Linked DNA regions of Homo sapiens: region 1 is linked to region 2. A link is an interaction called in ENCODE POLR2A ChIA-PET data of the cell type or tissue named here. Cell type or tissue: Panc1. All regions are shown on one strand. Each heading gives the region's core, and the rest is flanking DNA. Links, peaks and the distances in the headings are about the cores only.

Region 1 (5,371 bases), core at 180-5,179, 140 kb after region 2:
CACCCAGGCTGGAGTGCAGTGGCGCGATCTCCGCTCACTGCAAGCTCCGCCTCCCGGGTTCACGCCATTCTCCTGCCTCAGCCTCCCAAGTAGCTGGGATTACAGGCGCCCGCCACCACGCCCGGCTAATTTTTTGTATTTTTAGTAGAGACAGGGTTTCCCCATGTTAGGCAGGATGGTCTCGATCTCCTGACCTCGTGATCCACCCGCCTCAGCCTCCCAAAGTGCTGGGATTACAGGCACGAGCCACCGCGCCCGGCCAAGTTTTGTATTTTTAGTAGAGATGGGGTTTCACTATGTTGGCCAGGCTGGTCTGGAACTTCTGACCTTGTGATCCTCCCACCTCGGCCTCCCAAAGTGCTGGGATTGTAGGCATGAACCACCGCACCTGGCCAAGTGTGTGCTCATTGCTACTGGAATGTCTTTGTTCTAGATTCTTTTTTTTTTTTTTTTTTTGAGATGGAGTCTCGCTCTGTCACCTAGGCTGGAATGCAGTGGTGCACTCTCAGCTAACTGCAACCCCTGCCTCCCAGGTTCAAGCAATTCTTCTGCCCCAGCCTTCTAAGTAGCTGGGACTATAGGTATGCACCACCATGCCTGGCTAATTTTTAAATTTTTAGTAGAGATGGGGTTTTGCCATGTTAGCCAGGCTAGTCTCGAACTCCTGACCTCAAGTGATCTGCCCACCTCGGCCTTCCAAAGTGCTGGGATTATAGGTGTGAGCCACCTTGCTTCTAGATTTTCTCAGTAGACAAGGAAGGATATATAGACATACTGTGTAAACATTTTTACATGTATCCATCTGTGTCTATATCAGCTAAACATGAGTTCATTCTCTCGTTTGACCTTTTCGCATTACCACATGGATCATTCTAGCCTTATTCCCTGGTTTCTCTGTAACCTCCTCCTCCAACAGTGAGAAGGCTGGCTTCTACTGTCCACCGTTTGTTTACTATTTTCTGGTACATTTTAACCTGATCTACAGTGTTCAGTCTGATGAACTTTAACACACGTTCGCACTCATGGGGCCCTGACCCAGATCAAGATAATTAAACATTTCCAGCATCCAGAGCGTCCTCTATCCCTCTGATTTTGTTTATAGCCTTTGTCCTCACTTTGTATTTTCTTATTTGTTACTCTGCTAGAATGCTGGCTGCTGTATTTTTTTTTTTTTTACATTAAAAAAAATACTTTTTGAGACAGAGTCTTGCTCTGTTGCCCAGGCTGGAGTGCAGTGGCTTGACCTTGGCTCGCTGCAACCTTCATTTCCCGGGTTCAAGTGATTCTCCTGCCTCAGCCTCCTGAGTAGCTGGGGCATACGCCGCCACACCCAGCTAATTTTTTAATTTTTAGTAGAGATGGGTTTTCACCATGTTGGCCAGGCTGGTCTCGAACTCCTGATCTCAAGTGATCTGCTCGCCTCAGCCTCCCAAAGTGGTGGGATTGTAGGCGTGAGCCACCACGCCTCCGGCCTTTTTTTTTTTTTAAGACATGGAATCTCACTGTGTTGCGCAGGCTGCAGTGTAGTGCAGTGGTTATTCACAGTTGCCATCATAGTACACTATAGCCTCTAACTCCTGGGCTCAGGTGATTCTCTTGCTTCAGCCTCCCGAGTAGCTGGGACTGTAAGTGCGCACCATGGTTTCAAGTTCCCTCTTTAAGCACCCCTGGACCACCATTCTTACTTACCCCAATGATTTGAGAGGCAAGGTGTCATTGAGATTTAAAACACCTGGCTTCTGGCTGGGTGGCTTATGCCTGTAATCCCAGCACTTTGGGAGGCCAAGCACTTTGAGAGGCGGATCATGAGGTCAGGAGTTTGAGACCAGCCTGGCCAATATGGTGAAACCCAGTGTCCACTAAAAATAGAAAATTAGCTGGGTGTGGTGGCAGGCACCTGTAATCTCAGCTACTCAGGAGGCTGAGGCAGGGGAATCGCTGGAAACCAGGAGGCAGAGGTTGCAGGGAGCTGAGATCGTGCCCCTGCACTCCAGCCTGGGTGACAGAGTGAGACTCCGTCTCAAAAAAAAACAAAAACCACCTGGCTTCTAGAGCCAGATTTCCTGGTTCTGTCTTGCCCCCTTTCTAGCTGAGTTATTCCTTGTGGCTAGGTTTCCTTTTGTAAATGGGGATGATAAAGATAGAAGGTTATGGCTAAGATGAACTTTGCTCACACAGATAGAATGCTCAGAATGGTTCTTGGGGCCGGGTGTGGTGCCTCACTCACGCCTGTGATCCCAGCATTTTGGGAAGCCGAGGTGGGCGGATCATGAGGTAAGGAGATCGAGACCATCCTGGCTAACATGGTGAAACCCCGTCTCTACTAAAAATACAAAAAATTAGCCAGGCGTGGTCGCGGGTGCCTGTAGTCCCAGCTACTCAGGAGGCTGAGGCAGGAGAATGGCGTGAACCCGGGAGGCGGAGCTTGCAGTGAGCAGAGATTGCGCCACTGCACTCCAGCCTGGGCGACAGAGTGAGACTCCGTCTCAAAAAAGAATGGTTCTTGGGACAGGGTGGCTGCTCAAAAATGTTAGCTATGATTTGCATCAACTTAGAGACAGTGAATTTTTATTGCTAGGTCTGTCAGGTGGTGAGAATGACTGTTCTGCCATTTCCCCCACTTGCAGCCTCTAGGAAGAAGGTCTGGAGGCAGATGAGGAAACCATGCCCGGAAGACCCCCTGCTTAGAGGGGGCACAGTGAAGAATTGTGGGCCGGGCACTGTGGCTCATGCCTGTAATCCCAGCACTTTGGGAGGCCGAGGCGGGCGGATCACAAGGTCAGGAGATCGAGACCATTTTGGCCAACACAGTGAAACCCCGTCTCTACTAAAAATACAAAAAATTAGCCGGGCGTGGAGGTGGGCGCCTGTAGTCCTAGCTACTTGGGAGGTTGAGGCAGGAAAATGGCATGAACCTGGGAGGCAGAGCTTGCAGTGAGCCAAGATCACGCCACTGCACTCCAGCCTGGGTGACAGAGCGAGACTCTGTCTCACAAAAAAAAAAAAAAAAAGAAATAATTGTGTAGGGTTGCCCAGCAGGCAGGCTCGGGACCAGATAGGAATTTGCTTCTCTCCATCTAGGAGTCCAGTGCTTTGCACTGCCCTGCAAGCTTCCTGTCCTGTTGGCCTCTGTGACATTTGAAGAAGCCATTCTGCAGGTGTTTGGAAGGATTTTCTCGGGTGCTTGGGAATTCTTGCTTTGGTAGGGAATCATTGAGGGGAAGGGATCACCTTGTTTTGAGGGAGAACTTTCCCCAAGGATTCTCTGGGGTGGTTGTCGTTATGTGAAACTGAGCTCTCGTGCCCCATAGTGAGTGGCGGTGGTGGTAGCTTCTGTTTCCAGAGCACCTTTCTGCCGGAGCCACTTGGCTTAATATTCAAAGTCCTGGGGTTAAGATTGGGGTTGCTGAGGTTCCCAGAGCTGAAGTCTGCATGGTGAAAATATGATGTCTGTGAAGCTGACCGGGATGAAGCCTTATCTCTTGTTCAGTCCCAGTGATCTCAGCGTCCGCAGTGGGATGATCTCCAGGCTCAGTGAACATGTTTTTTTTTTTCCTCCAGCCTGCTTTTCTTGGGAAGTTTAGGGACTCTGTTCCCCTGTGACATGACCCGGGTCAGGGTCCTTCGGTTCTGAGCAGGAAAGGGATGGACTGCAGGTGGTCTGTTGGTGTGAAGCTGCTCCCACTGCATTGGTGGGAAGGCTGGAGGTCCAGGCCACTCTCGGGAGTAGAGCCAGCCCGGAGCCTCCTCAGGGACAATAGCGCAAAGTCCATGTGCACGTCTCTGGCCAGGGAAGGGCTAATATCCTGGACACCTGGACCCACCAACGCTGTCCCCACTGGGAAAGAGATGGGTCCTCAAAAGGAGATAAGGTGACCACTCTACCATCTTATGAACCTGGCAACGTGTTTTTCTCTACTTGCACTTAGAAAACAGGTGCTGAGCCGTCCTCTTCTTGGGAAACTTAGAAACTCTGACAATAATTGGTGCAGAATTCCTCAGTCCTATTCCTACATCTAGTCCATGTGACCTTTCAGTTTCTCTAACTGAATTTCAATTTTTACGCCCCTCTCCCCTTGACACATACTCACTTATTAACTGAGTAATTCCCAAGCCAGTCATTGCCATTATGCCAGCCTTGGCATTTAGTAGAGCGTTTTAGCTCTCAGGAGACAAAGCTTTCGAGCTTTCAAGATGTCAGGTTGACATTTGTGTCCGAGGGTAATGATCCTGCTGAAAGATGCTCCTACATCAATGGGAAGTGCCATCTCGATGCCAGGTGTGTTTGCGTGGCTAATATTTTCTGAGTACTTCATGGCATGATATGCAAATTACTTCATTTAATTTTCATACTAATTCCATGATGTGGGTGTGTCATTCCCATTTTACAGTTAAGGAAACTGAGGCTCAGATGAATTAAGGAAGTGTCAAAGTAGGGATGGAACTAGGGTCAGGTTTTATCTTTATTTATTTATTAATTATATAGAGGGTTATTGCCGTGTTGCCCAGGCTGCTCTTGAACTCGTGGGCTCAAGGGATCCACCTACCTCGGCTTTCCAAAGTGCTAGGTTTACAGGCGTGAGCCACCACTCCCGGCCCTTTGATTTATTTTATTTTATTTTATTTATTTATTTTTTTGAGACAGAGTCTCCCTCCATCACCCAGGCTGGAGTGCCTATCTCGGCTTACTGCAGCCTCCGCCTCCTGGATTCAATTGATTCTCGTGTCTCAGCCTCCGGTGTAGCTGGGGTTACAGGCGCCTGCCACCACGCCCGGCTAATTTTTGTATTTTTAGTAGAGACAGGGTTTCACTGTGTTGGCCAGGCTGGTCTCGAATTCCTGACCTCAGGTGATCCACCCGCCTTGGCCTCCCAAAGTGCTGGGATTACAGGCGTGAGCCACCGTGCCTGGCTGGCCCTTTGATTTTTAAACCTTTTTTTTTTTTTTTGATAAGAGTGTTTAATGTCCCTAGATTTTAAACCTTTGTACTTAACCATGACCTGTATTCCAAGGGTTGCAAGTCAAATGCCTGAAGGGCCCAGCAGGTAGATCAGTGATTGTGGCTGGCATCTGGGGATGCAGGGGGAAGGGGAGCTTTGGTGAATGGGAGAGTGTGCCAAAGTGGGGAGGGTGCCTCCATCTGATTGCTGACCAGCAGGAATATGGCTCATCCGCTGTGGCCAGCTGGGATTTTCTTTTCCCCTGTAAAACTGCCTCATTTAGAAATGTGGTCTGTGTAGACTGGCTTCTCTAAAGATCATGCGTGAACCCAACAAAACGCATTTCCGGGTCAGAAGAAGCCGAGGGCTGTCATTTTGCATTCCCTGTGCGAGACTGGCCAAGGCACAATTCATTGCAGAATTTGGCCTCA
Region 2 (5,371 bases), core at 71-5,070:
TCTCAGGACTTTGTAATCCAGCGGGGACGGGGACAAAACATCAGTTAACACATACACAAAAGCAAGATAATTACAGATTGTAATCAGTGCTACAAAAAAAAAAAAAAAAAAAACAGCTTGTGACAGGCACAGAATAACCACAGAACTACTTATTTAACTAGTTAGTCTTGATGGTATTTATTTGTTAATTTACTTTGACCAGGTATAATGTGGTTCAAAATCCAAAAGGTACAAAAGATTTCTGGTAAAAATCTTTCTTCCACTCTTCCCTAGACACCCAGCATCTTTCCCTAGAGACAACAAGAGTTAACTGTTTCTTGTGTATGCTTTCAGAAGTAGTTGAATCATGTACAAGCAAAGGGCTATATATCTCCTGAATGGTAACATAGAGGCCAGGTGCAGTGGCTTATGCTTGTAATCCCAGTATTTGGGAGGCTGAGGTGGGAGTCATTGGAAGCTAGAAGTTTGAGACTGGCCTGGACAACATAGCAAGACCTTGTCTCTACAAAATTTTTAGGCCAGGTGCAGTGGCTCACGCCTGTAAACCCAGCAATTTGGGATGCTGAGGCAGGTGGATTACCTGAAGTCAGGAGTTCAAGACCAGTCTGGCCAATATGGCGAGACCCCATCTCTACTAAAAATACAAAAATTAGCTGGTGTGGTGGCACGTGCCTGTAATCCCAGCTACTTGGGAGGCTGAGGCATGAGAATCGCTTGAACCCGGGAGGCAGAGGTTGCAGTGAGCCAAGATTGCACCACTGCACTCCAGCCTGGGCGACAGAGAGAGACTCTGTTTCAAAAAAATAGAAATAAAAATGAAAAATAAAAATAGAAAAATTAGCCAGGCATGATAGTGCATGCCTGTAATCCCAGCTACTTGGGAAGCTGAGGCAGGAGAATCGCTAGAACCCAGGAGGCAGAGGTTGCGGTGAGCTGAGATCACGCCACTGCTCTCCAGCCTGGGCAACAGAGTAAGACTCCATCTCAAATAAATAAATAAATAAAAAGGTAACATGTATGCAATACGTACTTCCCACCTTACTTTTTCACCTACCAGCACATCTTAGACATTTCTTCACTTTCTTTAGGTAAGTAGATAGAAAAGGTAGCCTTTTGTCAAGCACAGAATTCAGGCTGGGAGTGGGGTACAATCCAGACAATTACAAGTACCAAGAGTTTGATATGTGCAGAAAGAGGAAGACGCCAGTAAACCTGAGCGTGATAAACAAGGCTCAAGAAGCAACGAGAATGCCAGACAGACAGGCAGGGTCTGGGCATGCAGGTTCTTGTCAGTCATAAAAGAAGTTTGCCGTTTATTCTAATTGCAGTAGCCACTGGATGTGTTTTTAACAGAGTGATATGATCTGACTTGCATTTTCCAACGATAACCCCTGTGACTGTGTGGGGAGTTGGGTCAAGACTGGGAGAGGATACCAGATGAGAAGTGGCTGCGGTATTCTAGGCGAGAGGGGATATGAGCTTGGGCTAAGACGATGTAGGAGAAAGGATGGGGGTTCAGGGTATATGTTGAAGCTAGACAAGAAAAACTTCAAAACAGATTAGATGTGGACAGCAAGAGAAAGTAGAGAATTGAACCCCTGGGAAGTGGACATTTTTAGGTTTTGTGGGTGACTTCATGTCTATAACTTGCTTTATGATACTTCAATATAATCAGTTTGTTTGTTTTTGTTTTTTGAGACAGTCTCGTCTCACTGTGTCACCCAGGCTGGAGTACAGTGGTGGGATAATGGCTCACTGCAGCCTCGATCTCTCTGGCTCAATCTATCCTCCCACCTCAGCCTCCTAAGTAGCCGGGACTACTGGCGCACACCACCAAACCTGGCTACTTTTGTATTTTTTGTAGAGACGGGGTTTTGGCCAGGCATGGTGGCTCATACCTGTAATCCTAGCACTTTTGGAGGACAAGGCAGGCGGATCGCTTGAGCTCAGAAATTCAAGACCAGCCTGGGCAACATAATGAGACTCCATCTCTACTAAAAATACCAAAAAATAGCCAGCATGGTGGTGCACACCTGTAGTCCCAGCTACTCGGGAGGCTGAGGTGGGAGGATTGCTTGAGCCTGGGGGAGAAGGTTGCAGTGAGCAACCTGCAGTGAGATTGCACCACTGCACTCCAGCCTGAGTGACAGCGCAAGATCCTGTCAATAGAAAAATAAAGGAAATAAAGGAAAGAAAGGAAAAGAAGAAAGGAAGGAAGGAAGGAAGGAAAGAAGGAAGGAAGGAAGGCAAAGAAGGAAAGAAAGAAAGAAAGAAAAAGAAAGAAAGAAAGGAAGGAAGGAAGGAAGGAAGGAAGGAAGGAAGGAAGAAAGAGAAAGAGAGAGAGAGGAGGGGAGGGAGGGAAGGAAGGAAAGAGAGAAAGAAGGAAGGAGGGAAGGAAGAAAGGAAGGAGGAAGAAAGGAAAGAAGGAGGAAGGAAGGAAGAAAGGAGGGAAGGAAGGAAAGGAAGGAAGAAGAGCTGAGAATTTGTATTTCTTTCTTTCTTTCTTTCTTTCTTTTTATGATGGGGTTTCACCATGTTGCCCAGGCTGGTCCTGAACTCCTGAGCTCAAGCAATCTGCCAGCTTCAGCCTTCCAAAGCTCAAGGTGTGAGCCACTGCACCCAGCCTAATCAGTTTGACATTATATAAATGTCAGTTTAAGCCAATGATTTTTTTGTTTTGTTTTCTTTTAACATACAGGGTCTCCCTCTGTTGTTGCCCAGGCTGAAGCGCAGTGGTGTGATTATAGCTCACTGCAGCCAAATTCCTGGGCTCAAGCCATCGTCCTGCCTCAGCCTCTCAAGTAGTTAAGACTACAGGTGCATGCTACCATGCCTGGCTACTTTTTAAATTTTTAGTAGAGATGAGGTCTTGCTGTGTTGTCCAGGCTGGTCTCCAACTTCTGGCCTCAAGGGATCCTCCTGCCTTGGCCTCCCAAAGTGCTGGGATTACAGACACAAATCACAACACCCAGCTCCCAGTGATTCTCTAAGTGTTATCTGTGGGCCAGAATCACTTGATTAGATTAGATTAGGTTAGGTTAGAAATACGAATTCTCGCTGGCACTGCGGGTCACGGCTGTAATCCCAGCATTTTGGGAGGCGGGTGGATCACAAGGTCAGGAGATCAAGACCATCCTGGCTAACATGGTGAAACCCCGTCTCTACTAAAAATACAAAACATTAGCTGGGCATGGTGGCACACGTCTGTAGTCCCAGCTACTTGGGAGGCTGAGGCAGGAGCATTACTTGAACCCAGGAGCCAGAGGTTGCAGTGAGCCGAGATCGCACCACTGCACTCCAGCCTGGACAACAGAGTGAGACTCGTCTCAAAAAAAAAAAAAAAAAGAATGTAGAATACAAAGATAATTAACCACCACTTAACAGTAATGGCCACATCAGCAAACTAAAATAGAAGTAAATTCCAGAATGTTTTGGAGACAGGTAAGAAACAAAGGGAGTGTTCTCAACAATGGAACCTTATCAGAAAAAGGGAAGCAATGCTAGACTTGTCTGGAACAGCCTCTTCTAGGTGTGGTTCCCCAGAGCCCTGGGAAAAACAGGCCTTATCTTGAAAAGAGGAAGGATTGGATGCAAGGAAGTTTGAAGCAAACAATGGCAGTTCAGGCCTTGTTGGAGAGAACTGAGTTGTGTGCAAAAGTAATAAGGGAAAAAGGCTTTTTAAAGCAGAATTCTGACCACAGAAGGCATGCTGTAGGTGGGGGGAGGAAAAAGTTTGTTTCTAAGAACAGAGAAGACAGAAGAACACATAGGTACAGACAGACAAGGAGACCAGGATTAGAGTCTGGGGTCACCAACTAAAAGGCACATATGACCTTGGGCAAGGGATTTCACCTTCACATTTTAGTATTTCACAATTTTCCCCCTCTAAGAAGTTAGACTCTCAGCTGCCGTAAATTTAAAAATCATTCCCTAAGGCCTTTCTCTTTCTACCATCTTGGAGCCTGTCTGCTTGACAGGGCCTTTTTTTTTTTTCTTTTGAAACAAGGTCTCACTCCATCGCACGGGCTGGAGTGCAGTGGTGCGATCATAGCTCACTGTAACCTAGAGCATCCCAGGATCAAGTGATCCTCTAACCTCAGCCTCCTCAGTAGCTGAGAACACAGGTGCATGCCACCACACCTAGCTAACTTTTTTTAGTGTTTTGTAGAGATGGGATCTCCTTATGTTATATTTAGAGACCCAGGCTGGTCTCTAAATCCTAGGCTCAAGGGATCTTCTCGCCTTGGCCTATCAAAGTGCTGGGATCACTGACATGAGACACCCTGCCCAACCAGGACAGGACTTCTAAAAGGCAGATATGTCTGGAAGGCTGTGGTCTAAGGCCATTTTTCCTTTTTTCCTTTTACTTTTTTTTCTTTTTTTTTTTTTTTGACACGGACTTTCACTCTGTCACCCAGGCTGGAGTGCAATGGCACAATCTCGGCTTACTGCAACCTCCGCCTCCTGTGTTCAAGTGAGTCTCCTGCCTCAGCCTCCCGAGTAGCTGGGATTACAGACATGTGACACCACACCCAGCTAATTTTGTATTTTTAGTAGAGACGGGGTTTCACTATGTTGGTCAGGCTGGTCTCAAACTCCTGACCTCAGGTGATACACCCGCCTCGGCCTCCCAAAGTGCTGGGATTACAGGCGTGAGCCACTGCACTTGGCTTTATTTTCTTTTTATTGTAGAGACACGGTCTCACTATGTTGACCAGCCTGGTCTTGAATTACTGGCCTCGGGTGATCCTCCTGCCTAGGCCTCCCAAAGTGCTGAGATTACAAGCATGAACCACTGGGCCTGGACCCAAGGCCACTTTTGCTGGCTATAAGCAGGGTCTCTTGAACCAAAGGGAGTACACAGCTCTTCTTAACATTGAAGGCATTTATGCCTGAGATGAAACTGAATCCTATTTGGGCAAGAGATGCGCTTATGCATACAAAGCAAAGAACAGGACAGTGACTCCCGGCAGCAAACTGAACAAAACCAGAGTGATGTGAGGAAAGGTAACTCAGACCCATGGAATTATGGGCATAGTTCATGCCAAATTCTGAAACAATCTTCCTGCTAAGGCCACTGGACAAAGATTCCATGTGATGTTATACCCCTCTTAAATAAATGAAAAGTAAATAAATAAAAAATATATATTTTTTGGAGATGGAGTTTCACTCTTGCTGCCCAGGCTGCAGTGCAATGGCGTGATCTCAGCTCACCGCAACCTCTGCCTCCCCAGTTCAAGCGATTCTCCTGCCTCAGCCTCCCAAGTAGCTGGTATTACAGGCACCGACCACCGCACCTGGCTAATTTTTTGTATTTTTAGTAGAGATGGGGTTTCACCATGTTGCCCAGGCTGGTCTGGAACAACTGACC

What was found. Peaks named below come from ENCODE experiments on the same cell type or tissue, not always from the same donor. Only the 100,000 strongest peaks of a DNase experiment are listed, where the experiment ranks them.
Region 1: POLR2A ChIA-PET joins it to region 2 with 6 read pairs; 2 of 35 experiments call an interaction of 5 or more read pairs at or near these places.

Annotation. Positions count from the first base shown.
Region 1 is chr20:47,336,612-47,341,982 of GRCh38, reverse strand. All of the region lies in intron 2 of ZMYND8 (zinc finger MYND-type containing 8), which reads left to right. Among named protein-coding and RNA genes, the nearest start is that of ZMYND8, 17 kb to the left of the region's middle. RefSeq lists enhancers at 2,099-2,598, 4,603-5,371. In Panc1, for the core only: no CTCF peak of the experiment used is centred there; no DNase peak of the experiment used is centred there; H3K27ac peaks cover 4,952 bases.
Region 2 is chr20:47,477,958-47,483,328 of GRCh38, reverse strand. It overlaps the pseudogene RPL35AP. Among named protein-coding and RNA genes, the nearest start is that of NCOA3, 21 kb to the left of the region's middle. RefSeq lists enhancers at 2,567-3,119, 3,120-3,673. In Panc1, for the core only: no CTCF peak of the experiment used is centred there; no DNase peak of the experiment used is centred there.